Regions from separate parts of the Homo sapiens genome. Here regions 2, 3, 4, 5 and 6 are each linked to region 1. The links are chromatin contacts, found by Hi-C or POLR2A ChIA-PET in ENCODE. All regions are on one chromosome and are shown on one strand. The core of a region is the stretch at or near the end of the contact, and the rest is flanking DNA. Distances in the headings are between cores, read along the strand shown. Region 1 holds the start of STX5-DT (STX5 divergent transcript). Region 2 holds the start of ESRRA (estrogen related receptor alpha). Region 3 holds the start of GPR137 (G protein-coupled receptor 137). Region 4 holds the start of STIP1 (stress induced phosphoprotein 1). Region 5 holds the start of COX8A (cytochrome c oxidase subunit 8A). Region 6 holds the start of MARK2 (microtubule affinity regulating kinase 2).

Region 1 (4,839 bases), core at 121-2,620:
CCGGGAATGTGGGAGCCAAGGGCATAGATGTGAGGACCTCCCTATGGAGAGGAAAAGGAGGCAGCTGGAATGCAGACTTGGGACTATCTGTTTACCTGCCTGGTCACTTAATTTCTCTGAGAGGCATTAACAGTTAAAATCCTGAGAGGGTTATTGCCAACAGCATGGATGGGGTTGCTTTCTAGGAGCAGGGAATAAAGGTGGTGGTACCCAGAGGGATTCTTTCTCAGCCAGGGTCTCCTTCCCTGTGGGTTTGTCCCTGTGCCCCTGACTACTTTTCTTTTTTTTTTTTTTTTTTTTTTTTTTTAAACTTCTTTTTGTGGAGATGGGGTCTCCTTATGTTGCCCAGTCTGGTCGCTAAGTCCTGGGCTCAAGCAATCCTCCTGCCTTGGTCTCCCAAAGTGCTGAGATTACAGGTGGGAGCCACCGTGCCCGGCCCCCCTGACTCCTAAGCTTTCTTCCCACTCACCAGGATGAGCCCCAAGAGCCTCAAGAACCCAACAAGGTGCCCCTAGAAGACACAGAGACAGATGAACTTTGGGCATCCTTGGAGGCAGCTGCCAAGCGGAAGCTCTCGGGTTTGGAGCAGCCCCAAGGAGCTCTCCAAACGAGACGGAGAAAGAAGAAGCGGCCTGGGTCCACCAGCCCCTGACGCCCCTGTGCCCACTTTGTAAATAAACTGCTGAACACCCACCATGACCCTGAGCCTTTTGTGATGGGAGAAAGGAATGAGGGGTAGCTTGGGGTGGGGGCTGCCTGAGCTGGGGCGACGGGATATCTGATGTCACAAAAGCCGGGCCTGGAGGCAGGCAGGCTGGCGTGGGTGGCACGGAGTCCAGGGCCACGCGGGGCCATGGGCTGCTGCCAAGACAAGGACTTTGAGATGTCTGATGAGCAGTCCAAGGAGGAAGAGTCTGAGGACGGCAGGGAAGATGAGACCACAGACACACAAAGAGGGCCCAGGGAGTGTGAGAGGGGGCTTCCCGAGGGTAGGGGTGAGCTCAGAGGCCTCGTCGTCCCCTCAGGCGCCGAAGATATCGACTTGAACTCCCCGGACCATCCGAATCACAAGTCGAACGAAAGCCTTCTGATTACCGTGCTGTGGCGGCGACTATCCACGTTCGGTCGTCGGGGCTCCTCGCGGCCAAGCAAGAGGCAACCAGACCAGATTCGGAAGCAGGAGAGTCCGATCCGAGAAGGCAACCAGGAGGAGCCGGAGAAGGGATGACCCCAGACCTGCTCTCAGTCCGCCCCAACCTCCAGAGAATAAAATTTCTAACGTATACCTGCACGACCACTCTGGGGGACTGGGCGCGGACACCACCGGGCAGCTGGTTCTTTAAGGCTCCTTCCCGGAGGCGGGCCCAGCCCCCTGAGCGCCTGCTGTAGTACTCTGGGGCGGGGTCACGGTGGCGCCTTAGCCAATGGGAGGGCGGGATCGCTCTTGCGTTTGGGTGTGGGGCGTGTCTTTCGGGTCGCTGGGCTTGAAACGCGTGGGACCGCCCCCTCGTCACTGGGGGTGGGGTTACGTGTAGGTGACGTGGCCGCTTCCAGTCTTTGGTCGGGTTTCGGCGGCTTCAGTGCTCGGGGAGGAGGCAGTGACGGCCGGTGAGATTGGAAGTGGCGGCGGCGGCAGGCGGCAGAGGGGAGGTAAGATTCGCTTTAAGAGGGGATCTGGCCGCCGTGTCAGCTCTGGGGCAGTGGTTTTACGGGGGCGACGACTGGCGGGGGGAAGGGAATCAGGGGCGAGCGGGCAAGTCCTGCCGGCCCGGCTCCGGGTGAGCGAATTCCTTGCCGTCCAATCAGGAAAGCCTCTGTTGAGAGAGACGTCGGCCTTAGCTAATGAGTGGTTGAAGTCTTCCAGAAGGCGGACCTTGGGCGGGGGGTGGGACTTCCTGTTTCAAATAAACACCCAGAGGTTTTCCCCCTCCGCCCACCGAAGTGTGTCAGTCTTTGGAGGTCCGTCACTGGCCCTCCCGGAGGGGCCGAAGGAAACCGCGGAAACGAAAGGGCTGGGTTAGGGCCCGGGGCAGTTACACGGGCCGGGCCGGAGTCTCAGGACCACGGGGTTGGCTCTGGCCCTGTCTCTGCTTCAGGGTCCCCGGCCCGCGCTCTGGCCGCCAGAGCCAAGTTGGAAGAAGAGTCTGAAGCGGGTTCGACTTGGGACAGGGGAAAAGCGGGGCCCTTTCCGCTGCTGGTCCGCCCCAGGATTTGCGAGCGTCCTGGGCGCGAAAGTCCACGAGAAGTGCAGAAGGGGCTCGGGGATTTGTTGATTGGGGTGGGGCGGGGGAGTTTGGGTAAAGAAGTTGCCTGGGGAATGACACTCTCCCCTCCACAACAGTCCGAGGTTATGCGTCTCAATGATCCCGCGGAAACGCTACGGGTCTAAGAACACGGATCAGGGTGTCTACCTGGGTCTCTCAAAGACACAGGTCCTGTCCCCTGCAACTGCTGGCAGTAGCAGCAGCGACATCGCCCCTCTGCCCCCCCCAGTGACCCTCGTCCCTCCCCCTCCCGACACCATGTCCTGCCGGGATCGGACCCAGGAGTTTCTGTCTGCCTGCAAGTCGCTGCAGACCCGTCAGGTAAGGACCTGGAGTGGAAAAGGCGAGGAGTGAGCCTTACTCAAATCTAGGAAGGACTGTGCTCCACCACTGTTAACCGAAGTAATTTTGGGGGGTACCTGATGGAACTGATAGGCTTGGATGGGGCCTGTAGGGTCTGCTATAAGCAACAGAGAAGAGGTCGGCTGGCTAACTAGGGGCAAGGACTTAGACTTTTTTTTGTGAGGAATCCTTTGGAGGGCAGGATTGCTATTCTGGAGGGAGTACTTCAGAGAGTACTTGGCTGCAATATAATTGGTGTGAATAAGGAACAAGTTCTAGGAAGAGCCTTTAGCTGAGAAACATGCACCTTGAATTTTCCAATATACTTCTACCATAAGTTTGCTCTGTAACCATGAGAAAATTAGTTAATCTAGTTACATATTAGTTTTTATCTCTGTAAGATTAAGGACATTTTCTAGATAAGTAATTTGTTGTTTTTGTTTTGTTTTGAGATCTGTTTTTCAACTCTGTCAACAGGCTGGAGTGTAGTGGTGTGATGATAGCTCACTTGCAGTCTTGAACTCCTAGACTCAAGGGATCCTCTTTCCTCAGCCTCCTGAGCAGCTGGGACTACATGGATGCACCACTCAGCTAATTTTAAAATTTTTTCGTACAGGCAGTGTCTCACTATGTTGCCCAGGTTGGTCTGGACACCACACCTGGCCCTAGATCAGTAATTTGTATCAAAATCACTTAGGGTTGGATGTGGTGGCTCATACCTGTAATTCCAGCACTTTGGGAGGCCTAGGCCAGAGGATGACTTGAGGCCAGGAGTTAGAGACCAGCAGGAGCAACAAAGCAAGACCCTGTTTCTACAGGAAAAAAAAAAAAAAAAGCTGGACGTGGTGGCATGTGCCTGTAGTCCCAGCTACTTAGAAGGCTGAGCGAGGCCCAGTCTCTTCCTCTCTCTCTTTTTTTTTTTTTTTTTTTTTTGAGAAGGAATTTTGCCTTGTCGCCCAGACTGGGGTGCAATGGTGCAATCTCGGCTCACTGCAACCTCCTCTTCCTGGGTTCAAGCGATTCTCCTGCCTTAGCCTCTCGAGTAGCTGGGATTACAGGTGCCCGTCACCACGCCCGGCTAATTTTTGTATTTTTTTTTAGTAGAGATGGGGTTTCACCATGTCAGGCTGGCTTTGAACTCCTGACCTGAGGTGATCTGCCCTCCTCAGCCTCCCAAAGTGCTGGGATTACAGGTATGAGTCACCACACCTGGCCTCTCTCTCTCCTTTTTTGGAAACATGGTCTCACTCTGTCACCAAGGCTGGAGTACAATGGTTCTATCTCATCTCACTGCAACATCTGACCTCCTGGGCTCAAGCAACCCTCCTGCCTCAGGCTCCTCAGTAGCTGGGATTATAGGCATGTGCCACCACATCTGGCTAATTTCTGTTTTGTTAGTAGAGATGGGGTTTTACCATGTTGCCCAGGCTGGTCTCGAACTTCTGGGCTCAAGTGATCCGTCTGCTTTATCTTCTCAAAGTGCTGGGATTACAGGTGTCAGCCACTGCACTCAGCTCCTCTTAAAAAAAATTTGGGAGTGCTATTTATTTATTTATTTATTTATTTATTTTTGAGATGGGAATTTCGCTCTTGTTGCCCAGGCTGTAGTGCAGTGGCACGATCTTAGCTCACTGCAACCTCCGCCTCCCGGGTTCCAGTGATTCTCCTGCCTCAGCCTCCCAAGTAGCTGGGATTACAGACATGCGCCACCATGCCTGGCTAATTTTGTATTTTGAGTGGAGACGGGGTTTCTCCATATTGGTCAGGCTGGTCTCAAACTCCCGACCTCAGGTGCTCTGCCCGCCTCAGCCTTCCAAAGTGCTGGGATTGCAAGCGTGAGCCACCGTACCCAGCCGGGAGTGTTTTTTTCAACAATCCCAGTGGGACCCGAGTAAGCAGTTTGTGTTTGTTTGTTTGTTTGTTTGTTTGTTTGTTTTTGAGACAGTCTCTCTTTGTTGCCAGGCTGGAGTGCAGTGACGTGATCTGGGTTCACTGCAGCCTCCACCTCTGGGTTTAAGTGATTCTCCTGCCTCAGCCTCCCAAGTAGCTGGGAATACAGGCGGTGCCAGGACACCCAGCTAATTTTTGTATTTTTAGTAGAGACGGGGTTTCACTGTGTTCGCCAGGATGGTCTCTGTCTCTTGACCTCGTGATCTGCTTGCCTCGGCCTCCCAAAATGCTGGGATTACAGGTGTGAGCCACTGCACCTGGCCAAGTAACTGTATTTATTTAT
Region 2 (4,054 bases), core at 1,250-3,749, 1.5 Mb before region 1:
CTACTCAGGAGGCTGAGGCAGGAGAATCTCTTGAACCCAGGGGCAAAGGTTGCAGTGAGCAGAGATTGTGCCACTGCACTCTAGCCTGAACAACAGAGTGAGACTCTGTCTCAAAAAAAAAAAAATTAAAATCTGCCTTGTGTTGGTGCTGCTTTGGGAAAATTAACAAAAAGGGGACATGTTCTATGCTGGGGAGAGGTCAGAAGCTGCCAGAAACAAGAACAAAGCTTAGGAACAGACAGAGGCTGCCTTGGACTCTTTCAGAGCCACTGTAGAAGGTGCTGGGCCTAGAGTACCCAGGTGGTACCCTGAACTCACTCACATCCACTGCAATGCATCAGCACACCCGGTGCTTTTACCATACTTCTCAGGGAAAGAGTGTCTCTGGGAGGTAGAGGGACTGGAAACACCAGATTGTTAGCCTCAAGCGGTGCCACAGCCATCAGGGGGCCTATTGCACCCAGCAGTGTACCCAGAGGGTGCAGGGCAAAGGACAGGGGAGTGGGCTGGGGGCTCACCCTGGATGGTCCTCTTGAAGAAGGCTTTGCAGGCCTCACAGGATGCCACACCATAGTGGTAGCCGGAGGCCACGTCCCCACAGACCAGGCAGAGGCGCTTGGGCAGGGAGCTGAGCACCAGCTTCCCACCGCCCTGCTCGCCAGGCCCAGCCCCCTCCCCATCCTCCTCTTCCTTGTGGCCTGGGAGGCAGCGAGTGGGAGCTGGACCAGGGGCCAGGGCCACAGGAGGCTCGGTCTCTGTCTCCGAGGAACCCTTTGGACTGTCAGGGCTGGCCGGCTCTGCCTTGATGTAGAGAGGCTCAATGCCCACCACCTGGCTGGACATGGCGCTGGTCACCTGCACGGAGAGACCCATAGGTTCGCAGGAAAGCACTGGTATGGGGGATGGGAGACACCCTGCCACACGGGTTGCCCAACCTCGGGCCTAGGGCCAGGCTTCCAAGCCCAGCAAGTGGGGAAGAAGGGGGGCAGAGTCCAAGGAAGGACTGCCCAGGAACACTGCCCCCTCCTAGCTGTTGCCATGGAAACAGAGTCTTCAGGGCCAGTAACTGACAGCAGGTCTCCCCCTTGGGAACCTGGGGGAGGCTTAGAAAGCCCCTACTCCCACCCAGGCCAGGGAGCAGGGTAACCGTAGCCCCCAGGCAACCTTCAACCCCACCTGGAATCCCTAGCCAGGAGCAGGATACTTCCCAGTTTTCTCCAGATGTTGGGGGGACCTCTGAGACCCTGCCCTCATCTGGGTATTCTGCATTGGAGAGCAGACCCAAGGCCAGTGGACGTGCTCACACCGAGTTCACACACTCCACTCACCGGGGTGCTCAGGAGCCCCACAAGCCCACGCAGGCTCGCTCTCTGCTGAGGGCTTTCACACTTGCACCGGCCTTCCCAAACCCGTGCTCACTCCTGCTCACACTTGTGCTCACACACTTCTCCTGGAGCGCACACCCCATCCACGAACTCAGTCAAGGCTCATGATCACACACACTCTCACTAGGTCTCCCCACATCCACACGCACAGGCACGGACTCATGAAAACACCTCCAGAGCTTTTCACACCTGACACGCGGCTGCCCTCCTGCCCCAGCATGCCGGTCCCAGGCACACGGCGGGCGCCGCTCCACCTCCTCGCGACCAGCCTGCAGGTCCACTCTTATACTCCCGCTGTCGCAGAGGCCGCCACCTCCCGGGGCGCCGCGTCCCGCCCCCAACCTGCGCACACCTTTGGGAAGTTGCCTAAAGTTGCTACGCCTCCCCCTCCCCGCCCGCGGGAGACCTCTACCAGGTTATCAGGAAGTAAGTGGGGAGAGCCAAGGAGGAGGAAGTTCTCCCCTGCCGGTGCGATGACCTTTGACCCAGAGAGGAGGGTGGCCCCAGGCCCCTTCGAGCGCCCCCACGTGGTCTTCAGAGCCCCTTCCCAGACATAGAGCCCTCCCCGTCTTCCACCCCGGCCAGCCCCAGGGACTTCGGCAAATGCGGGATTGAACCCTGCCCCGGAGCGGGCTGGATCGGAGGCCCAACCCTGACCCGAGTCAGGACCCGCAGCCAGAGCCAGATCCTGCCCCAGGCCGGCCCACCAGGACTCGGACGCCGGATCCCGCCTGAACCCTGACCAGTCCGACCCTCGACTGGGTCCCAACCGTGGCCCGGACTGGCCCCAGAGTCGGACCCCGCCTGCAGCCCGCCCCGCCCGCCTCCCTGCCGCGCTCGCACATGGCCCCCGCGCCCCGCCCGCCCACCCCCGCGGCAGCGCTCCCCTCCGCCCCCGGACCTGGGGCTCCGGCAGCGCGGTCGGGCAGGCATGGGGGCCGAGCGGCCCGGAGTGCCGGAGTGAGCCGGGGGCCGCGGGCGGCCCCTCCTCCGCCGCCTCCTCGGGCCGCGCCGCCCCACCGCGCCGCGTCCCCTCACTCGGCGGCGCCGCCGGCTGCTTGTAGGACACAAAAGGACATCGCGGCCGCTTCCTACTCCGCTTCCTCCAGCTGACAGCGGGGGTGGGGCCGGCCGTGCGCATGCAAAGCAGGGGGCGGGGCCCGGGGTCCTATGCTAATCAGACCAGCGGGGCGGGCGGCGCCTGCGCGCCCGGACGAGTCGGGGCGGAGCCGGCAGCGCCAGTGGGCGGGCCTTCGTGCAGGTCCCGCCCCGCAGCCCGCCGAGCCACTGCGGCGCACATGCGTACGCGGCCCCTGGGAGGGGCGGGGCCGGAGACGCGGAGGGCGGGGACAATAGAGCCGAGAGCAAGTGGGGCCAGAAGCGCTCTTTCGTAACGGAGGAGGCGGGGCTTGCTGCGCGCGAGAGGAGTGGGCGAGGCGGTGCAGGCTGCAGTCGCGGAGCCAAGAGACCACTTACAGATGAAAACGCAAGGGCGGGACGAGCGGAGAGGCTGGACCTGCTACCTATGCTTGAGGGGCGGAGCCTAGCGCGCCGTCGCGAGGAGGGAGGTGCTGCCCCGTTCCCCCTACCCCCTTCCCCCAAAGCGACACCAACTGAGCACTCGAACCGTAGACCCAGTAGCCCCACAGAGCTGCGGAACTCGGGGTGGGTGAAGCCGACTTAAAACATGCAATAAGTCCTGGATTGCGAGTCCCGGAAGGTAGGGCCGATAGGGCCCGGACGGAGAAAGCTCAAGGTCACTGCGGTGACCGAATGAAGGTCACTGCGGTGACCGAATGAAGGTCACGGGGAAGGGCGGGGCCACGTGCGTCCGCCTCACGCGGGCTGTCCTGCACTGACTCACGGACCATGCATCGACTCTTTTATTTCTTTAGGACTCAAATTCCACTCGGATGGGGTCAGGCTTGGGTCTGGGGACCGGGCTGGCACGGGGCTGGTTCGGGTCGCTGCTCGAGCCCAAGGTGGCGTTTTTAATTCACGTACAGCCTCTTGCTCCGGCGCTTCTTGAGCCCTTCGATGTATCGCTGCAGCTCCTTAGTCAGGAAGTGGTCCCTGCCGATCCCTAACTGGTAGCCTAGGAGGAGGGCAGAGCTCGGCTCAGGGCAGTGAGCAACCGAAAGGTCTCCCCACCAGGGGGCGCCGCATGTGTGATTCGAGGAACCGCAGATGATTCGAGGTAGCAGTAGCGCAGGGCACTCAGGTCTGTGTTAGCCTGGGGAACTTTGCATCTCTAAGGGTGCTGAGTGTTAAGGTGGAGGATGGATGAGGTCAAGGCTAGGGAAGAGGTTGCAGGCCTGAACTAGGGCGGTGGTAGCGAGCAGTTTGCCCACCTTCTGGACCAGCCACCCACTCTAAGCCATCAGCTGGCCCTTTATCACCGCTGGGCTTTCCTACCACAGCAGCAAAAGTTCACCCACATAATCCACTGTCCAAAGGCTCCTCACAACTCCCCAACCAGAGGCAGTCGAGGCCACACCAAGGCGGTCATCCCACTGTGCAGGTGGAGAAACAGCCACAGAAAAGCCTCCCTCAGCTGGAGAGGGGCTGCACTCAGCCTGGAGCCCAGGCCTCTGCCCATCACCACATGTCCCCCACTGGGTCTTCCTGTGCCCAGTCCCTCAGCTTTTAACTTTTATGGGGCCCTTGGA
Region 3 (4,371 bases), core at 1,858-4,357, 1.5 Mb before region 1:
ACAGAACCCCTGTGACCTAGACCTTCGGGGCCCAGGACAAAGTACATCTCTAGGCAAGAGGTGGAGGCTTTAGCAATAGGAACCCAGGGGACCTCACCTAGTACAGATGGGGAAGCAAAGGCCATGGCAGGGGTGGAAGGCAAGACCCGGCTATCTCGGTCCCCCATAGCTTGATGGAGCCAGCGGGGTGGGCGGGTAGGGCAGGGGTACTGAGGCAGTGCCACGGCTCCTACCTGGTGCTCTCACCCCGGCTGTGCTCCCAGGAGCAGCCCTCATCTTCACAGTGCCCAGCCCGGTCAAAGAAGTAGGACCGAGAGGCAAAGACCTGCCCATTGAGGATGTGGCTGGTGCTCTGGGGGAGGAAGCCATCATCGATACTTACTCCTGTCCTGCACTGGCCTCCCAGGCCCAACCCCAGACTCCAACCCAGGATTTGCAACATCCGCCCCCTCCACTGGCCCCACAGAAGAGGGAGCAGACCCTTACCAGGTCCTGTGGGGGCCGGTGCACCCGGAAGAAGCCCACCAGCAGGGTGGTGGGCAGTAGCTCCCACACGAAGAGGATGAGGCCAAATACCAGGTAGCCTTTGTTCCCCAGGTCATTCACCAGGTCCGCCTGTGGGAAGGCAGGGGCTGGTGCCAGTCTGCAGTCACGCCAAAGGGGTAGTGGGACAGGGCCCAGGCCAGCTGGGGCCAAGGTGCCACGGCTACTAAGGAGGTGGCAGACATGCGTATGCCCACCTGGTCAGACACATTGTACCAGTCGTAATCGAAGGTGTCCAGCCGGCTCTGGGGGGCCAAGGCCAGTGCTGTCAGGTTGTAGCAGGCCCGGCTGGCATAGAGCAGGACCATGGCGCCACCCATCGCGGCCGCCTGGCACACACTGGTCCCCTGGCACAGGTAACAACAGAGGACCCTCAGGGAGAGAAGGCTCCCAGCTTCCTCTACACCCTGAGAACCGCTGCCGAGAGACCCAAAAGACACCTGGGCATCAGTGCTGCAGCCCTACCTTGGCCTCCAGGTAGATGCTAGTGGAGGGCGCCCGCCTGGCGACGAGGCAGAGGCAGGCAGCAAGAGACAGCGCGCAGATGACGAACAGGGAGTCGCTCACCAGGACGCGGACAAGCAGCAGGGCCCAGGGCTGTGCCCGGCGCCGATGGGAGAGCACAGCACACAGCACGTTCACCAGCAGAAAGAGCAGCGAGGCCCCCACAAAGGCCCCTCGGACAGCGAGCCTGCAGCCACAGCACAGTCAGCGCGGGCCCTCAACAGCCCTCAGCACTCACCACCTGCCCCACCTCCTGCAGGAAACCCCAATGTCGACAAAACTCAGGGCATCCAGTCTGAGCCCTGTTCCTCCACTCTTACAGATGGAGAAACTGAGGCCCAAAAAGGTCAGAAGGTGACTGACAGCCATGGTACTTCGGAAGGTGCACCAACTGGAGTCAGAAGTCTCTGTCTGAGCCCCAGCTCTGCGACCTTGATCCTGCTGTCTTACCTGGCTGGGCCTCAGTTTCTTCATCTCTCAAGGGAGGATAGTAGCCTCTCAGGGAAATTGTACAAATAAAAGATGGCTGGGAAAGCTCTTTATAAACCGTAAGACACTGTACAAATGACGAGGGCATTGCGGCCCCAGGTCACCCAGGAGTGCATATGGCTTTGGTGCTTCCATGGGCTGGAGCCTCCAGCTCGCCCTCCATGGTGGATGACACTGGGGCCCTCTCCCTCACACTACCACAAGCATTCCTATTCCTGTGCCTTGCAGATCTGCAAGGCCTCTGCTGAGCCATCTGCGCCAGGTGCTTTAACTTTTCCAAGATCTTCCACAGACATTCCCTGGGTTGCCTTTGTCTCAGCCCTGAGAGGTGGGAAGGGATCTACATGGGACTGTCACCTGCCCCTGACCTGGAGGCTGAGCCCACCAGTGTCCCGAGTACTTACAAGCCTCGGCTCATCTCCGGCCGACGCTTCACCTTGGCCTTGAACACCACCTAGGAGCAGAGATGCCCTTCACTCCTGTGGGTCCTTGAGGCTTGCCACCTCCCGCCCCCCACCCGGGACCACAGTTGGTTACCTGGGCAAAGTAGAGGTTCATAAGCGTCAAGGTGAAGAACTGCAGGCAGACGGGGCAGCAGTAGAGAAGCCAGAAGGGCAAGGGCCCCAGGCGGTTGGCGCGGGGAGTATCTCGGAAGTAGAAGGAGAAGAGGGTGGTACGCAAGGCGGCCCAGAGCAGACAGAGGGCCAGGAACACCGTCTGATAGCTGAGACGCTTGTGCCCATACAGAAGCACCAGCCAGAGCTGGGCATAGACGGAGAAGAAGAGCAGGGCATACAGGGTGGTGTAGGCAGCTGTCAGCCCCAGGGTCACAGCAGGTGGCAGCGCAGGCACCAGCCCGGCAGCAGGCACCAGGCCAGACAGGTTACTCTCCATGTCAGGGAGGGAGGCCTGAATCCCGGAGACAGACAAGGAGGGACTGTCGGCGGGACCAGGGAAATAAATACGGAGGGGTGGGAATTGCAGGGTGCAGAGAGGGAGATGGGGCGCTCAGGAGGAAAGAAGTTGTGGCTGACAGGCCCCTCCTCCTCAACAGAGAGACCCTTGCCCTTGGGGAACACAGGCAGCCTGGGCCCCAGGCCCCTCACTCAGGGGCATGGAAGGGCAGTCTCTTTTCTCCAGGACAGACCGGATAGGGGTTGGGGGTGTCTCCTCCCTGGGCCTACCCCAGAGCCAAGGATGGGGGGATGCAGAGGCCCAAGGAGAGGACTCCCTGGCCTCGGTCGTTCATGTCGTCCTGGGTGGAGGGGGAGAGCCGGCTGATACCCGTCGGGTCAGGGCAGCGGCCGCTGCGAGGGGCGCCCAATGCCCCGCTCTCCCCCTCCCCAAGCTGGGGGAGGCTCTCTCTCCTCCAATAATGCGGATGGGGAGGGCCTCTGCCTCCTGTCCTCGTAATTCTCGAAAGCTGCCCCCGCCCCACCCTCCCCCACCGCGTCCACGCTCCAGCCTCAAGGGGAGGGAGGAGGCGGACGCCAGGTCCTCAGGCCGCTGATGGGAGAGCCGGCTCAGGTCGTGGGGACCCGGGGCTCCGGCTCCCCGGCTCCCGCTGCTCCGCCCCCCTCCCCCTCCGCGCCTGCGCGGGCGCCGTTCGCTACGCAAATTGCGCAGCGGCCCGGCTGGCTCCGCAGTCCAGCGCCGCACCCGGCGTGAAACCGTACGAGAATTGGCGCGAGCTGCGCCGCTGGCGGGCGCCCGGGGTTACGGGAGGCGGCAGGAGGGCGGCCGAGTTGCGGGGGCCGTGCCGCATCCAGGGGGTCCCCGGGTGGGCCGTGCCCCGTGCCGCCCGCCTTTACTTGTATGGGGGTCCGCCAGTTCCCACGCTCCTCTCTCCTATACCCAAATCGGGGTCGTGCCGCCCGGCCGGGGGCGGCAACGGATTCCCGTCCCTCGGTCTCTGAAGAAAACTTCCGCCCATAGCCAAGATGGCCCCCGGGCCCCGCCCCCGGGCCTGAACCCGCGGAGCCCCGAATCCCCCGCGCGGGCCCGCCCCTCGCCCCGGCGCGCCCGCGGCCCTGCTCACCTGGCCGGCCGCCTGCCAGGCGTGAAGCCCCCACGGGCCCTACGGTCCTCCCTCACCGGGTCCCCGGCCCTCCTCCCGCGCCCGGGCAGCCATCCCAGCCAGGGAGGAGGTTCCTTTCCTTATCTCCAGTGCCCCCGAGATGGCGCGGGAGGTGTCCCCCGAGGCGGGCGGCGCGAAGCTTCCGCGCCTGGGAGGAGGAGCGGGGAGCGGGACTTTCCGACCGGGCACCCAGTCCAGGCGGAGCGGTAACAATAGCAACAATAATCACATCCGACGGCTGAGCTTCAGTTGTGGCTGTGCCAAGCGCCTTCGCCCGCAGTAATCACTCCCTTCACAAAGTTTTCACTGGCTCCCGGGGGAGCTGTCACTATCCCCACTTCACTGGGGGGAAACTAAGGCCCAGAGGGGCTGAAGGACTTGTTGGCAGAAGTGGGTCTCCAGGTTCCAAATGGGGACCCCAGAGAATCCCTCTCCTGCTCCCACACACGCCCAAGGTGTGAGGCAGCGAGGATGTGAGCCCCGGGGCCGAAGGAGGGAGGAAAAAGGATGCGGACGAGGAGCCTTGGATCCGGCGGGGGGGCGGGGCCGGGCCGGGTTGACCCCGCCTCTGGACCTACCCGAGTGACGTTCCGAGAGGTGATTGGGCCAGGTCGCTGACAGTTCCCGTTGCCCAAGCAACTAGGGCCCGGAGCCCGGGGTGCTGGAGGGAGGCGGCAGGCCCGGGTCAGGGGCCTCGAGATCGGGCTTGGGGTGAGACCTGTGCGCCGTCACCACGGGCGGGGCGGGGCCTGGGTCCA
Region 4 (4,839 bases), core at 1,053-3,552, 1.4 Mb before region 1:
GAGGCTGCAGTGAGCTATGATCCCACCAGGGCACTTCAGCCTGGGCCACAGAACCAGACCCTGTCTCTAAAAAAAATACAAAATAAATTTGGTAACAGAAATCGTTTCTTTTCTTTTTTTTTTTTTTTTGAGATGGAGTCTCACTCTGTCACCCAGGCTAGAGTGCAGTGGCGTGATCACAGCTCACTGCAACCTACGCCTCCCGGGTTGAAGCAATTCTCCTATCTCAGCCTCTCCAATAGCTGGGATTACAGGCCTGCGCCATGACCCGCTAATTTTTGTACTTTTAGTAGAGAGGGGGTTTCACCATGTTGGCCAGGCTGGTGTAGAACTCCTGACCTCAGGTGATTCGCCCACCTTGGCCTCCCAAAGTGCTAGGATTATAAGCGTGAGCCACTGCGCCCAGCCGAGATCCTTTTTTTTTTTTTTTTTTTTGAGACGGAGTCTCGCTCTGTGGCCCAGGCTGGAGGGAGACGGAGTCTCGCTCTATGGCCCAGGCTGGAGTGCAGTGGCGCAATCTCGGCTCACTGCAAGCTGCCCCCAGGGTTCACGTCATTCTCCTGCCTCAGCCTCCCGAGTAGCTGGGACTACAGGCTCCCGCCACCACGCCCGGCTAATTTTTCTTCTGTATTTTTAGTAGAGACGGGGTTTCACTGTGCTAGCCAGGATGGTCTCGATCTCCTGACCTCGTGATCCGCCTGCCTCGGCCTCCCAAAGTGCTGGGATTACAGGCTGAGCCACGGTGCCCGGCCCCAGATCCTTTCTTAAAGGTAAAAGAGCAACGTCTTATTCCAGAAATCTTTTCCTCACCTATACTACAGCCCATTTAACCCTAGATACAACTGAAATATTATATGGGCACAAAAAAGTTTACTAACTTCATTTCCACTCTTTTTAATACAGCAAGGAAGCTCGAGCTTTGCCTAAAGCAGCAACTGCTACAAGAGACCAAAGGCTCAGCTCTGTAGCTCACACCAAAAAAAGGATGGTAGTCACTAGTCCATCGAGATGTCTTATTTAAGGGGAGAGTGTGGGCGATCTTAGTTTTATGGCCCTGAAGTAAGAACCAGATACCAGGTATAGTTTCAGAATTGTCACCCCCAAGTGTTATGGGCCCGGAGCGAAGACAGTAGTACTCCCGAGCGGGAGGATGATTTCTCGGAGGTTGGTAGAGGTTTCTTGGAGGTTGTTTTGTCCTTTTTCTTCCGATGAATCATTACAGCTCAATGACAGCTTCAAATCGAACAAAACCTCTAGGCCTTTCATAACCGCAAGCTACTGAGGACATAACCAAGTCACTGAAAGGAAGCAGCAACCGCTTCAAACTCGGCCCCTCAAATGCTCAGTAGAGGCCCATAACTTCCAGCGGTTGATCTCTGTAAATTGTCTACAACCACCCCCGGGTCGTCAGAAACCCATCTTTCAGACCCACCTTTCGGAAGTGTTGGTCCTCGGTCACTCGACAATCACACACACAAGCATACAAAAAGAGGGGGAGGGGCCGCAATACATTTGTAAAACACTGTCAGAGATGGAATTCGTCCCAAGGACTTTTGCGGCACCCTTCCCTTTCCCGCATCAGGTAGAGTCGGTCTGTCGCTCCTCAGACCCCCGCTCAACGCTCTCCCACCCTGACCTTCTCAGATGTAGAAGAGTAACATTTGCCCCAACTGCATCCCAGGCTGCTAAGATCCTCGGCTACTCCCAGTGTATCCCCGTCCCCGCTCCCTGGATCCGTCCAAGTTCCTCGTGGCTAAGTCCCGAGCGGTTTCTCCGTCGGCCGTCTGAGATCTCCCGGAGGGCTACCTCGCGGGTGCGGACCCCGGCCCCCGGCCCACCTCCACCCCGCCCCCTGCGGCCCGCACCCTCCCCAACATGGCCCGCAGCCGCCCCCTCGGGACGCCTTCAGGGCCCGGTCGCGACCCCTCTTCCCGCCGCCGGCCGGACTCACCCAAGCTGTGGCCTCCGCCGGGCCCTCCTCGCCCAACCAGGGGGCGATGGGCGCTCCCCGCGGCCGGCCTCGCTAAAGATCCCGCTCCCGCCCGCCGCCCGCGGCCCTCACCTCCCCGCCGCCGCCCCGTCCGGCCCCAGCGCCGAGCTCCGGTCTCCTGGATCCGGCGCCCGCCCCGCCCCCCTACCGCGGCCTGGCCACCGCCGGTCCCCGAGCAGGCTCGGGGCCTCAGCCCGCCCCTCCCCCTTCACCTGCTCCATAGCGCAGCGCGGTCCGGAACCCCGTTGAATCGAATCCGTCCGCTCCGCGTTCCCAACCGCACGCGCCGCCTTCTGGAACCTACTAGAAGCTACCGGGACCCCGGCTCCCGCCCCTTCCTCGCCTGCTCACTGGTCGAGTTCTTCTAGGGGGAATGTCTGTGCTGCTCTACTATTGGCTTGAGGTCCAGCCCATCATCTCCACTTCCTTCTCATTGGACAGCGGGGAGTAATTCCCTCAACCCTGCCTCCCCCGCACCTCAGGATTGGGCGCTCCTCTATAAACCCACCCATCTCAGGCTCCACGAATGGAGGGAGGAGCGAACTTCTGCGACACGGATTGGTCTTTTGCACTGCCAATCGTAGCCGCGCTGGCCGCGCCCATTGGTTCTGATCGTTCTGGAAATTTCCACCTCTCCCATTGGGCTGCCGGACTCCATGTCGGAACCGCCTTCAGAATGAGAGCGATTCCAATTGGGCGGAGGGTTGCCAACTCTTTGCGCTGATTGGTTTAAATCGCTGCCCTTCAAAAGGCCGGGTTTCGCCCCGCCCCTGATATATGGGAGTACCGGCTGCAGTCGGGGTCTGTAGCTGTGTCGCCGGCGGCTGCGGGGCCTCTGGGTTGCTTTCCCTCTCGCTCCCGAGTGCCGCGAGTTCCAGGCGGTCCCCGGGATCGCCAGCGGCACAGGGCCCCAGCCCTTCGCCCGCGCATCGGGATGGGGGTCCTAGCCGGTGGGAGCTGCCTGTCCCTCGAGCGCCAGCTACCCGCGTTGTCCAGCGCTCCGGCCTCGGCCCGGCCCTCCTGCCTCCTGGCTGTTAGGTTCTGAATGTTCCGGAAATGCCACGTGACCGCGAGGGCGCTTGGGCTTGGGCTGGACAGGCCGGGGATCTCACCGCGGCGGGCCCGGCTGTCCCGCTTGGGCGTCCTCAGTGGAACCGCACACCCTTTCTCAGCGCGCCGGTCGTTTGGTCCTGTAGGGCCGAGGGGAATTCGTGCGGTGTTGAGCACGCGGGAAGCACTTAACGAAAGGGAGCTGCCCCTCAGCCCTCGTGAGTCCGATGTAAAGGAGTGAAGGAGACGAAGAACTGAATCAGTAGTTGACCGCCTGTGAGCTGGCGAGCTGTGCCCTGGTAGGGCCTTAAATCCCAGCCCCAGAAGTCGGAGGCAGGGCAGGCACCCCAAAGCGTGGAAGAGATGCACCTGCGGAGTGAAAATGCTGCTATTGCTTCTAGGGTCAGCCTTGGTTCCTGGAACAAAGGAGCCGCATGACTCGGGTCTGGCGATGATGTTGGGCTCTGCAGTGTCCTCATCCTTCCCCCTCTCTGGGTAATGATATCTTCCCAGGGTTTAAAGTGTGTCCTCTCTGCCAGTAGCTTGTCTCCACAGCCTCATCTTTAATTCCACCTGCCCCACCCATTTTGGACACTGCAGCCAAGTTGCAGCAGATCCGCAAACCTGGTAATCCCTCACTTGAAAGTGCTGGAGGCTTTAGGATGGGGTTCAGGGCCTGTGCAATCTAACCGCCTGCTTTTTTTTTTTTTTTTTTTTTTTTTTTTTTGAGACGGAGTCGAATCTCACTGTCTCCCAGGCTGGAGTGCAGTGGCGCCATCACAGCTCATTGCAGCCTCAACCTCCTGAGCTCAAGCCATCCTCCCACCTCAGCCTCCCAAGTACCTGGGGTTACAGGCAAGCACCATTACGCCTAGCTAATTTTTCTGGGTTTTTTTTTTTTGTTTTTTTTTTTGTATAGATGGATTTCGCCATGTTGTCCAGGCTGGTCTTAAACTCTCGCTCTGTCTCCCAGGCTAGAGTGCAGTGGGGCAATCTCGGCTCCCTGCAACCTCTGCCTCCTGGGTTCAAGCAATTATCCTGCCTCAGCCTACCAGTTAGCTGGGATTACATGTGTGCGCCACCGCGCCCGGCTAATTTTTTTATTTTTAGTAGAGGCGGGGTTTCACCATGTTGACCAGGCTGGTCTCAAGACTACTGACCTCAAGTGATCCCCCCCCCCCCCCGCCTCGGCCTCCCAAAGTGCTGGGATTACAGACGTGAGCCACCGTGCCCAGCGGTTTTGCATTTTCAATTGTGGGGCACGGTGAGAAAAGACTTGAAGAAAGCAAGGGAGTGAGATCCATGGAAATGTAGGGGGGAACCTTGCAGGCCTATGGAACAGCCAGTGCAAAGGGCCTGGGGTGGGAGCTGCCTCAGGGTAGCCAGGATGGCAGGAGGCACAGCTGCCGAGAGGAAGCAGGGGCCAGGTCCTGCAAGGTTAGAGGCCATTGCTACTCCTGAACACATTGGCAGGTTTTGAGCAGAGAAGTGACATGATTTTAGTTTTCTCAGGATCCCTCTGGCTGCTGTGTGGAGGAAGAGGGGAGGGTGAGAGCAGGGATACCTCTTAGGAGGCTGTGGTAGTAATCCCAGGGAGCCAGGATGGGAGCAGAGGAGGGGACAGGAATTGGATTCTGGATGCATTTTGGAGGGAGCATGAAGGAAAGCGGGGTCAAAGGTTCCTCTGAGGCCTTGGCTGCCTCTCTTATTCATCTACATCCATTCTGTCAAGGACACCTTTCATTTCTTCTTGGCACTGTCTCAAGGCCACCACGCTGCTGCCCACCTGACCAGCAGTG
Region 5 (4,839 bases), core at 1,006-3,505, 1.1 Mb before region 1:
CTTCTAGCTGAAGATCCAGCCCCAGTGGGACACACACACACACACACACACACACACACACACACACACACAGACACATACACGCCCATTGGGCTTTGCACAAACAAGGGAGCTGGAGGGGATGAGCCAGAAAAGCTGCACAATGACAACAGGCTTTGTCTTCCCAGGAAGCCAGGCACCATTTAAAGGTACAGAAGCACACGAGGAGTCCAGCTGAGGCACACAAAACCTACCACAGGGCAGCCAGCCGGGCGCTCTTCTCCACACCTCCACCCAGTGCCAGTGGAGGCATGAGCCCAGGCAGGAGGGAAGGCACAATGAATTTCTGAAGTAAAGTTTAAATAGATTTTATTGTTACAAGGGGGACCCCACCAAGCAGGGTCAGTGACCCCCAAGGAGGTCACCATGGAGACATCAAGAGGTCATGATTGCAGAAGAGGTGACTGGAATTGAATGACATGATCCAGGGGAGGCCGGCCACAAATGCAGTAACATGACCAGGATGGGCCGGTGGGGCTGGTCAGGTCACAGTGTGAGGGACAGAACGGACCCCTTCACTCTGGCCTCCTGTAGGTCTCCAGGTGTGACAGGATCCAGCCCGCTGGCAGGAGGAAGGTCACGAAGCAGGAGGTAAGCCCAACGGCCAATTCCTACACAGAGCACAAGAAAGAAGGCACCTCGGAGTCAGTATTCCCCTAGGCTCTCTAAGTCCTTGCAGTTCCCAGGCAGCAGAAAGCCCCGCTCAGGGAGCCAGGACTCAGAGGCAAGTGGGAGGCCCCGCATCCTCACGTTAAAGGAATCCACGCTCCACGGAGCAGACAGAGCAGGTCCAAAGCTACGCTAACCCTTGAGGTAAAGGGTCAGTTATAAGGAGGGGGAAGAGTGAGAGGAAGGAGAGACAGCTGGGGTTAGGGTTCAGGGAGAAATGCACCACCAGATGGTAAAGGAAGGGACAGGAAGCAGGATTTATTGAAACCTGTTTTAAAGCTGGTCTGGGCCGGGCATGGTGGCTCACACCTGTAATCCCAGCAATTTGGGAGGCCAAGGCGGGCGGATCACAAGGTCAGGAGTTAGAGACCAGCCTGACCAACATGGTGAAACCCCGTCTCTACTAAAAATACAAAAAATTAGCCGGGAGTGGTGGCGGGCGCCTGTGATCCCAGCTACTCGGGAGACTGAGGCAGGAGAATGGCTTGGCTTAAACCTGGGAGGCGGAGGTTGCAGTAAGCCGAGATCGCACCACTGCACTCCAGCCTGGGTGACAGAGCAAGACTCCGTCTCAAAAAAACAAACAACAAACAAAAAAAGCAAAGCCTGTATGTTAAGACCCAGGATCCTTGCATGGGCCAGTAACTCCAAAACGATACCTATCCTTCCTTGCCTGAAAACCCCCTCCCAGGCCGGGCGCAGTGGCTCACGCCTGTAATCCCAGCACTTTGGGAGGTTGAGGCAGGCGGATCACGAGGTCAAGAGATCGAGACCATCCTGGCCAACATGGTGAAACCCCGTCTCTACTAAAAATACAAAATTTAGTTGGGCATGGTGGCACGCGCCTGTAGTCCCAGCTATTCGGGAGGCTGAGGCAGGAGAATCGCTTGAACCCGGGAGTCGGAGGCTGCAGTGAGCCGAGATCGCGCCACTGCACTCCAGCCTGGCGACAGAGCGAGAACCCGTCTCAAAATAAATAAGTAAAATAAAATAAAATAAAATAAATAGCAGTAACAACCATTTTCGTCGCTGACAGCGTCAGGCATCCCCCAGTGAACCAACGAGAAAATGGGCTCAGAGCGGCTAAAGAAGTCGGCAGGAGGCGGCGCAGCGAGGAGGCGACAGGAGAGGGAGGGCCTGACAGGACCAGACCCGAGATCCTGGGGCTGTGGGGAAAGACCTAACGCCGACAGCCCCGACTGTCGCCCGGGCACTGTCCCCGTCGTTCGCGCCCTCCAGACATGCCCAAACCGGCACTGCTGCTCCCCGCTACGCTGCGGGGCGCGAGGCATTCTCAGGACCACCTGAGGTCAGCTAGGCAGAAGGGGTCAGCCCACGGCGCCTCCCGCGCTCTTCCAGGCCCGTTCCTCACCATGATCCCAAGCTTCCCCTCCGGCGGCAACGAATGGATCTTGGCGCGCGGCACTGGGAGCCGCCGGGCCGAGCCTGTCAAGCCCCGCAGCAGCAGCGGCGTCAGGACGGACATGATGGCACGGAGTACACCACAAAAAACGGTCAGCCGTAGCCCAAGGTCAGGAAGCCAAAATGGCTGCGCTGGCCGGAAGTTCTGGAGCTGGGGAAGCAGGGAAACTGCGGCGCGGAAGTCTCTCGGAAATGACGCAAGAACACACCTCCCACAGCCCTTGGCAGTTTTTGGCGCGTTCCTCGAAACAGCCAATTGACACCTTCCTACGCTATGGGCGGAGCACAAAAGGGCTCTTCTTCGAGTTATGTTCCGCCTCCAAGGCTTATACTTGTGAATGACATCTGGGGCCACCCAATCATGTACGCGAGAAGCCTAAACTGTTCTTGACTCCTCCCTTCATTCATACTGTTAAATCTCTCTCTATTCAGGCTGGGCGTGGTGGCTCACGCCCGTAATCTCAGAACTTTTGGGAGGCCGTCTGTACTAAAAAAAAAAAAGTACGGGCTGGGCGCGTTGGCTCACGCCTCTAATCCCAGCACTTTGGGAGGCCGGGGCGGGTAGATCATCTGAGGTCAGGAGTTTGACACCAGTCTTGCCAGCATGGTGAAACCCCATCTCTACGAAAAATACAAAAATTGGCCGGGCGCAGTGGCTCACGCATGTAATCCCAACACTTTGGGAGGCCGGGGCCGGTAGATCATCTGAGGTCAGGAGTTTGAGACCAGTCTTGCCAGCATGGTGAAACCCCATCTCTACGAAAAATACAAAAATTGGCCGGGCGCAGTGGCTCACGCTTGTAATCCCAACATTTTGGGAGGCCGAGGCGGGTGGATCACCTGAGGTCAACAGTTCGAGACCAGACTGGCCAACATGGTGAAACCCCGTCTCTACTAAAAATACAAAAATTAGCTGGGCATGGTGGTGGGCGCCTGTAATTCCAGCTACTCGGGAGGCTGAGTCAGGAGAATTGCTGAACCCAGGAGACGGAAGTTGCAGTGAGCCGAGATTGAGCCATTGCAGTCCAGACTGGGCCACAAGAGCGAAACTCCATCTCAAAAATAAAAAACAACAATAAAAAAAGTTCGAAAGCAGCCTGGCCAACATGGTGAGACTCCATCTCGACTAAGAATACAAAAAATAGCCAGGCATGGTGGTAGATGCCTGTAATCTCAGCTACTAGGGAGGCTGAGGCAGGAGAACTGCTTGAACCCGGTAGGCAGAGGTTGCAGTGAGCTGAGATCACGCCACTGCACTCCAGCCTGGGCGACACAGCAAGACTCCGTCTCAAAAAAAAAAAAAAAAAAAAATCTCTCTATTGAGAGTCCCCTCCTCTCCACCAGGCCTCCGTCGTTTTTGTTGAGAATTCCTGACACTGACCTAGTAACCAAACCTCCCTCAATTACTATTACACTCTTCAATTCCAGTTACCATGCTGGAGCAGCCAACTTCCCTTCCTTCCTACCCTATCACTCTCTCTCCCTCCCCCATCCCTTCCTTCTTGGTTTTTTAAACCTAAATCTGACCAAGTCATATACTTTCAGTGGCTCCCCATTGCTTCCTAGTCAAAATCCCAATTCCCGGATGTCACTGTCCAGCCTCAACTCTCAAAACTCTTCAATATTCCACACCTTCGACCCTGCTCTCTGATTTCCACCAACAAGCCTTTTGTTGCATTCAAAATGCACTCTGCATTTTGTTATTGATGTTGAGACAAGGTCTAGCTCTAAGCCCAGGCTGGAGTGGAGTGTGGTGTGATCTCGGCTCACTGCAGCCTTGCAACCTCCACCTCCCAGACTCAAGCCAACCTCCCACCTCAGCCTCCCAAGTAGCTGGGATTACAGGTGCCCACCACCATGCCTGGCTTTTTTTTTTTTTTTTTTTTTTTGAAATAGAGTCTTGCGCTGTTGCCCAGGCTGGAGTGCAGTGGCACTATCTTGGCTCTCTGCAACCTCCGCCTCCCGGGTTCAAGCAATTCTCCTGCCTCAGCCTCCTGAGTAGCTGGGATTACAGGCATCTGCCACCATGCCCGGCTATTTTTTGTATTTTTAGTAGAGACAAGGTTTCACCATGTTGGCCAGGCTGGTCTCGAACTCCTGACTTCAGGCGATCCACCCACCTTGGCCTCCCAAGGTGCTGGGATTACAGGCATGAGCCACAGCGCCCAGCCTAATTTTTGTAGTGTTTGTAGAGCTGGAGGGGGGTCTTGCTATGTTAGTCAGGCTAGTCTCAAACTCGTGAGCTGAAGCGATCCACCCAGATCAGCCTCCCAAAGTGCTGGGATTACAGGCATTTGTCAGGGCACCTGGCCTTGCCTCTGCACTTTGGGTTTTGTTTTTGAGACATGCATCACCCAGGCTGGAGTGCAGTGGTGCAATATCAGCTCACTGCAACCTCCACCTCCCTGGCTCAAGCGATTCTCCTGCCTCAGCCTCCCAAGCAGCTGGGATTACAGGTGTATGCCACCACACCCGGCTAATTTTTGCATTTTTAATAGCGACAGGGTTTCGCCATGTTGGCCAGGCTGGTCTTGAACTCCTGGCCTCATGTCATCTGCCCGCCTCAGCCTCCCAAAGTGCTGGGATTACAGGCATGAGCCACTGTGCCCGGCGTTGCTTCTGCATTTTATGTTCATTTTTTCAGCTCCTATGCAGGCTGCCTTTTTCACCATGCTAACTCCTGCTTCCTGGCTTCCAGTTAATGATACC
Region 6 (4,839 bases), core at 789-3,288, 1.0 Mb before region 1:
GAAGGGAGTAAGAGGGAAACATAAAGGATGGAAGGAGGGGAAAGAAGGCAAAAAGCACAGCAGCCCCGGGGCAGAAGCACTTCTTTTTCAAGTCAAGTTTTTTTGGCCTAGTAAAGTTCTCCACCAAGAAAGGTATGACAGGCAGGGGACTCTGCACAGAGCAGTCAGCAAAGGACGCTAGAGATGGTGAAAGAAAGGGGAGGTGTGGAAAGTGGACGTCTCTGGGATCAAAAGTGAGATGACACAGAAAGGCTAAGACTTGGGTGAAAAACATAGCAGTGACTGCCAGGATGAGGGGGACCGTGTAGAGTCGTGAGGCTGAGGTGTAGCTCAAGAAACTAGCATGCAAAACACCTGGACTTCCTGGGCATTACAGAGACTTAGCCAATAGGAACAGAATGGATCCAAGCACGGTGTGGGGATACACAGGACATGAAGAAGGCAGGAGACTAATGCGGAGATGAAAGGCAACGCTGATTAAAAGGCACAGTAAGGAAGATGGGGTGAGGGTGGAGAAACAGGAAGGCAACAAGCAAGAAAGAAAATACTCTAAGTGCCAGGCACGGGAGTGAAGACACAGAAAGTCATCATGGTTTGTGTTCCAGCGTACGAAGACAGAAAGGCAAAAACTGTGATGCAGCGAGGTCTGGGAAAGGACTGAGCAACAGGTTGTGTTAATACGGTGGGGCCAAGTGTCTTTGGGTTGGGAGAAAGAGCCCAGTAGAAGGCTGGTAGAACACTCACAGAGAGAAACAAGAGGCCCAGGGACCTAAAAGCCAAACCCGAGGGGAAGAGAACAAGAGGGATCCAAAGACTCTGAAGGGAGTGATGATTGGAACCCCAAACGCAACCTGTGGGAAAACTATGCGCATGACAGCTGTGGGGAAACACGGAAGCGACAAATGCCAGCGCCAGGATCCAGGGAGCTCCTGGAGCAAAGAAGGGAAAGTGATGAGCAAAGAGTAGGCGAAGGATTTGGAAAGGTGATGAGGGTGGAGCTGGTGGGTTGCAAGCAAGAGGGAGAGCACAATTTGGAAAACGAAGAAGCAGGGTAGAAAAAGCTGGGGGAACTGCAAGGGGCCAGGGATCGAGAGCGCAGTCCAGGGCAAGGACCCTGAGGGTGATAACCCAGAGACTGGCAGAACCGGTGCGGGCGGAGGGGAAGCGAGGCAGGAGAGACGAAGGGAGAGGTGGACAACGATCTGTGGCAAATCGCGGGGTGCTGCTATTCGAGGAGCGGGAGGGTGGCTGCTTTAAGCGTGGGTGGAGGAAGACCAGAAAGGCCCCTGAGAGAAAAAGGGAAGAGAAAGGGAAGCTGGGGAGGTGACACGGAAGAGCGCAGGAGGGCGGTGAGGGGAGACGGGGGTTGGCAGAAAGACAAGTGTGCAGCTTGGAGTCAGGACGAGGTGGGTCCCAGGTCAGGACTCGGAAGCGGGATGTGCGGAGCCGGAGCCAGGAGCCGGATGACAGGGCAGCCGAGGCTTGCAGGATGGCAGCAGGGGCACGAGGAGAGCAGAAGAGGGAGGAGGCTCCGCAAGGTGCAAAGGGCCCAGCCAGAGAATTCGGGGAGCCCTCGGGGCTCCTTACCTGCTCCGTGTCCCTCTCGTTCAGCGTGGGTAGGGGGGTCCGAGCGCTGGACATGGCGCCGGTATCTCGGGGGAGGGAACCGAGAAGCTTGGAGGAAGGGAGGGAAGGGAAGGCGCGGAGCCCGGCCGGGCGGGGCTTCTCACAGCAGGAGCACCCGCCGCATGGGCCCCGGCCGGGGGTGCGGGGAGGCCGGGCAGCCGCTCACGCCAGCCCGGGGATGCGCCGCTCGGGCTAGGCCGCGCCGGCTCCGAGCGGCTCCGGACCGCACCCCCCCGACCCCCGGCTGGGCTGTGCCGCCTTTCGGCCGGGCCGCGCCGCTCCGCCTACTCTCTGCCGCCGCAGCCGGCCGCCTGCCTCGCTCCTCCCCTGCCCTCAGCGGCACTGCTCCGCGCCCGGCACACAGGCAGCCGCCGCCGGACCTGCTGCTCCCAACATGGCCGCCACCACCGCCGGCCCTCGGCTCTTTTCGCCGGCAGCAGCCGGAAACATCCGAAGCGGCTAGAAACGGGAGGTGGGGCGCGCCTTCTCCTCCCGGCCACAGACTACGGGTGAATTCCGGAAACAGCCGAAGAAGGTAAACCCCGGGGACGCGCTCTCCTCCTCGATTCCGAAGACGAAGCTTCGGCTCTGTTTACGGAAATCCACGAAGCGACCCCGGGTGCCTACCCCCCGCCCCCGTCCACGGCCATCCAGCCACGCCCACCGGCCTTTCCCCGCCCACTTCAAGGGGGCTTTCGGCAGTTTCCGGAAATACCCGAAGCTGCTCCGCGTGCTGAGCCGGCCACGCCCCCTCCCACAGCCCTGCCGAGGGCGGTCGTCGGCCATTTCCGGCAACACCCGAGGCCCTCCGAGCACCCGGTCGTTTCCCCGGGTGGCTCTCGGAGTCTGATTCGCTTCGTGTCTTTCCGTCAGTTTTCGGGCATTTTCAAACCTTGAACAGGAAGCGTGGGTCACCTGTCTGTGCTTGTGATTTGACTAAATACAAAACAAGATTGTTAGCCGTCCCTGTGATTGGCATCCTCTGGTTCTATAGCAGCTTCCTGTCTGCATTTCTGTCCATCTGTCGGTCAGCTCATAAAATTCATCTTCTTTTTATCATCTAGCCTATCAATATACCTGTCAAATGCAGCATCAGTCTATTGCCTGTCTGCCACCGTCTATCTTGGCTTCTGTGGATTCATCCGTGCATTCCCGCATCTAGTCCGCAGGGCTCGGCAAGGCCCCAGGCAGGCCCAGGGCAGCGTCCTCTGCACCGGATGCGGGAGCGTCCAGGGCCCTGCATTTCAGCCCCAGCTCTGCCAAGTGCCAATGCTGCGTGATCTTGGAAAAATCACATAACATCACTGAGTTTAGGCTCCTCTTTCCTTTGCCTTTGCTCCTGCGTTGACATTCAAAATGACATTTCTGAATTCCAGTTACCTTTTAAAATGCCTCTGCAAGATAAGGCATTTAAAGTTTCTTTTCTTTCCTCCTCTGGGCCTCATTTTCCCCATCAGTAAAGTGAAGCCATTGGATTCATGAACTCGGAGGTCCTTCTCAGCTTTGGAGAGCCCTTGACTAACAGGAAGTCTGTATGGCAACTGCAGTCCATTCCTCACTTCCCCTTACACTGCGTTACCAAGGACAGGGAGTATCCTGGGCTGATTTCCCCAGCGCCAAGCTGTCCTCACCCATAGTACCTGGAACACGTTGGAACCACACCCTCCCATCAGTGGCTTAAGGTGGGCAGGAGGCAGAGGCCCCGCAGGAGTCAGAAACCAGACTCAGGCAACAGGTTCCCAAAGGTACAGGAGCAGAGAGGCTCCAGGAGTTATTGGGAAAACTGCTGATTGGACCCCTGCTACTTGACCTCCAACTCCCAGCTACAGCATCTTGAGCCAGCCTTCATCCCATCAATCAGAGAAATAGGCATCTGAGCAGATGTAATTACCAGGGTATGAAAGTACTTCCTAAGGCAACAGGTATCACTACACTCTTAGTAAATCCTGGGACTTCAGCACTGCTCCCCATGCCCCATACCAGCTCTATTCAGGCACCCAACCGTTGAGGAAGAAGGTGAAGGCACACCCATGAAGGTGAGGGAAAGAGAGAAGAGGAGGACAGAGAACACCTCACTCCCCAACCCAAATTCGATCCTTGAGAATCATCTGCCCTCTGGTGGCCAAAGGGAGACACGTTGCTGATTCCTGTGCCTGGTATCACCTCTAATGCCAGGGTCTGGAAAGCAGGGAAAAGAGAGAGGAAGCAGTTGGTGGTTGGTGTTCCAGCAGTCTCTCCCTGGTCCACACTCTCGTCTAAATAGACTCCATCTTCTCCAAGCTTCTCACTCTAGCTCTAACCCCTGCCTCACCCCTGCCCTTTGACCTTCATCCCCAACCCCTACCCTACCTATCCTTTCTCTTCCTTGCTAGCTTTGCACAAGGCTGCTGAGCTTGTCTCCCCGCCTAGACTCCCTCCAACCTACTGCACCAGACATGTCAGAATAATCTTCCCAAAGTCCAGCTCCAATAACATCTCTGCTCTGCTAGAAAGCTATCACCAGCTCCCTCACTGGTTATAGGCAGGGCTGGCTTCTTGGGCCCACGACCCCATGCAGTCACACAGAGCCCTGTGCTCAGGTGGACCCTGAGCTTGGATTAATGCTCTGCTGTCACCATCTTGAAATTTTTTTTTTTAAGACTGAATCTCGCTCTATCTCCCAGGCTGGAGTGCAGTGGTGCGATCTCAGCTCACTGCAACCTCCACCTCCCAGGTTCAAGTGATTCTCATGCCTCAGCCTCCTGAATAGCTGGGATTATAGGTGCCCACCACCACACCCGGCTAATTTTTTGTGTTTTTAGTAAAGACAGGGTTTCACCATGTTGGCCAGTTTGGTCTAGAACTCCCAACCTCAAGTGATCCACCTGCCTCGGCCTCCCAAAGTGCTGGGATTACAGGCGTGAGCCACCACGCCCGGCCCATTATCTTGAAATTTTTGACCAAGGGGGCCATGCATTTCCATTTTGCACTGTGCCCCACAAATTATGTAGCTGGTCCTGGCTGTAGGAAAAGCCTTTAGCCTGCATTTAAAACTTTGCTCAATCTGGCCTCACATTGCCTTACAATAACCTCTCCAACTATCACTGATCACACTTCTCCCTAACTCCTACCCCGCTGCCAGTCTCTCTCACTTCCATGCCTTTGGTCAAGCTGATAGATGATTGCCCATCATCCACCTCAGCTTCCAGAACCACTTCAAGATCCAGTTCAAAT

The links. A loop is a pair of places that touch in the nucleus more often than their neighbours do. ChIA-PET counts read pairs that join two places held with the same protein, here RNA polymerase II (POLR2A). Pooled maps may share reads with other maps.
Region 2: a loop to region 1 is called in a map with no recorded cell type, with 10 times the contacts of the local background. The contact joins the promoter of ESRRA here to the promoter of STX5-DT in region 1. A Hi-C loop is called at or near these places in 1 of 37 single-sample maps with no recorded cell type and 7 of 50 pooled maps. POLR2A ChIA-PET finds 5 or more read pairs at or near these places in 7 of 52 experiments (CD4-positive, alpha-beta T cell, CD4-positive, alpha-beta memory T cell, GM12878 and 4 more).
Region 3: a loop to region 1 is called in a pooled map, with 4 times the contacts of the local background. The contact joins the promoter of GPR137 here to the promoter of STX5-DT in region 1. A Hi-C loop is called at or near these places in 6 of 50 pooled maps. POLR2A ChIA-PET finds 5 or more read pairs at or near these places in 3 of 52 experiments (CD4-positive, alpha-beta T cell, activated CD4-positive, alpha-beta T cell and naive thymus-derived CD4-positive, alpha-beta T cell).
Region 4: a map with no recorded cell type shows a loop between it and region 1 (7-fold over the local background). The contact joins the promoter of STIP1 here to the promoter of STX5-DT in region 1. A Hi-C loop is called at or near these places in 1 of 37 single-sample maps with no recorded cell type and 12 of 50 pooled maps. POLR2A ChIA-PET finds 5 or more read pairs at or near these places in 7 of 52 experiments (CD4-positive, alpha-beta T cell, H1, K562 and 4 more).
Region 5: a loop to region 1 is called in a pooled map, with 4 times the contacts of the local background. The contact joins the promoter of COX8A here to the promoter of STX5-DT in region 1. A Hi-C loop is called at or near these places in 7 of 50 pooled maps. POLR2A ChIA-PET finds 5 or more read pairs at or near these places in 4 of 52 experiments (GM10248, GM12878, activated CD4-positive, alpha-beta T cell and 1 more).
Region 6: a loop to region 1 is called in a pooled map, with 5 times the contacts of the local background. The contact joins the promoter of MARK2 here to the promoter of STX5-DT in region 1. A Hi-C loop is called at or near these places in 6 of 50 pooled maps. POLR2A ChIA-PET finds 5 or more read pairs at or near these places in 5 of 52 experiments (CD4-positive, alpha-beta T cell, CD4-positive, alpha-beta memory T cell, GM10248 and 2 more).

Annotation. Positions count from the first base shown.
Region 1 is chr11:62,828,765-62,833,603 of GRCh38, reverse strand. It overlaps STX5-DT (STX5 divergent transcript), which reads right to left and starts at 1,370. Exons shown (of 2, transcript NR_135084.1): 1 at 1,287-1,370; 2 at 1-41. STX5 (syntaxin 5) reads left to right here and starts at 1,553. Exons shown (of 11, transcript NM_003164.5): 1 at 1,553-1,650; 2 at 2,342-2,585. The coding sequence starts at 2,361. It overlaps TEX54 (testis expressed 54), which reads left to right and starts at 763. Exons shown (of 1, transcript NM_001395459.1): 1 at 763-1,283. The coding sequence starts at 854. The coding sequence ends at 1,228. It overlaps WDR74 (WD repeat domain 74), which reads left to right. Exons shown (of 11, transcript NM_001369450.1): 11 at 473-693. The coding sequence ends at 652. RefSeq lists enhancers at 1,043-1,092, 1,113-1,182, 1,553-1,642.
Region 2 is chr11:64,303,969-64,308,022 of GRCh38, reverse strand. ESRRA (estrogen related receptor alpha) reads right to left here and starts at 2,499. Exons shown (of 7, transcript NM_004451.5): 1 at 2,287-2,499; 2 at 519-855. The coding sequence starts at 843. It overlaps CATSPERZ (catsper channel auxiliary subunit zeta), which reads right to left. Exons shown (of 5, transcript NM_001039496.2): 5 at 3,253-3,480. The coding sequence ends at 3,377. KCNK4-CATSPERZ (KCNK4-CATSPERZ readthrough (NMD candidate)) reads right to left here. Exons shown (of 11, transcript NR_133662.1): 11 at 3,254-3,480. RefSeq lists an enhancer at 1,803-1,872 and a silencer at 2,283-2,792.
Region 3 is chr11:64,284,584-64,288,954 of GRCh38, reverse strand. GPR137 (G protein-coupled receptor 137) reads right to left here and starts at 3,107. Exons shown (of 7, transcript NM_001170880.2): 1 at 2,074-3,107; 2 at 1,941-1,990; 3 at 1,009-1,234; 4 at 741-890; 5 at 487-615; 6 at 234-352. The coding sequence starts at 2,430. It overlaps BAD (BCL2 associated agonist of cell death), which reads left to right and starts at 4,290. Exons shown (of 4, transcript NM_032989.3): 1 at 4,290-4,324. RefSeq lists silencers at 3,031-3,770, 4,121-4,371.
Region 4 is chr11:64,183,634-64,188,472 of GRCh38, reverse strand. STIP1 (stress induced phosphoprotein 1) reads right to left here and starts at 2,302. Exons shown (of 14, transcript NM_006819.3): 1 at 2,203-2,302. The coding sequence starts at 2,211. LOC124902686 (a long non-coding RNA gene) reads left to right here and starts at 2,792. Exons shown (of 2, transcript XR_007062712.1): 1 at 2,792-4,839. RefSeq lists silencers at 2,090-2,149, 2,850-2,989 and enhancers at 3,110-3,179, 3,803-4,308.
Region 5 is chr11:63,972,036-63,976,874 of GRCh38, reverse strand. COX8A (cytochrome c oxidase subunit 8A) reads right to left here and starts at 2,255. Exons shown (of 2, transcript NM_004074.3): 1 at 2,081-2,255; 2 at 332-650. The coding sequence starts at 2,194. The coding sequence ends at 555. RefSeq lists an enhancer at 1,902-2,341.
Region 6 is chr11:63,836,309-63,841,147 of GRCh38, reverse strand. It overlaps MARK2 (microtubule affinity regulating kinase 2), which reads right to left and starts at 2,038. Exons shown (of 19, transcript NM_001039469.3): 1 at 1,588-2,038. The coding sequence starts at 1,641. RefSeq lists a silencer at 1,704-1,943 and enhancers at 1,954-2,103, 2,364-3,352.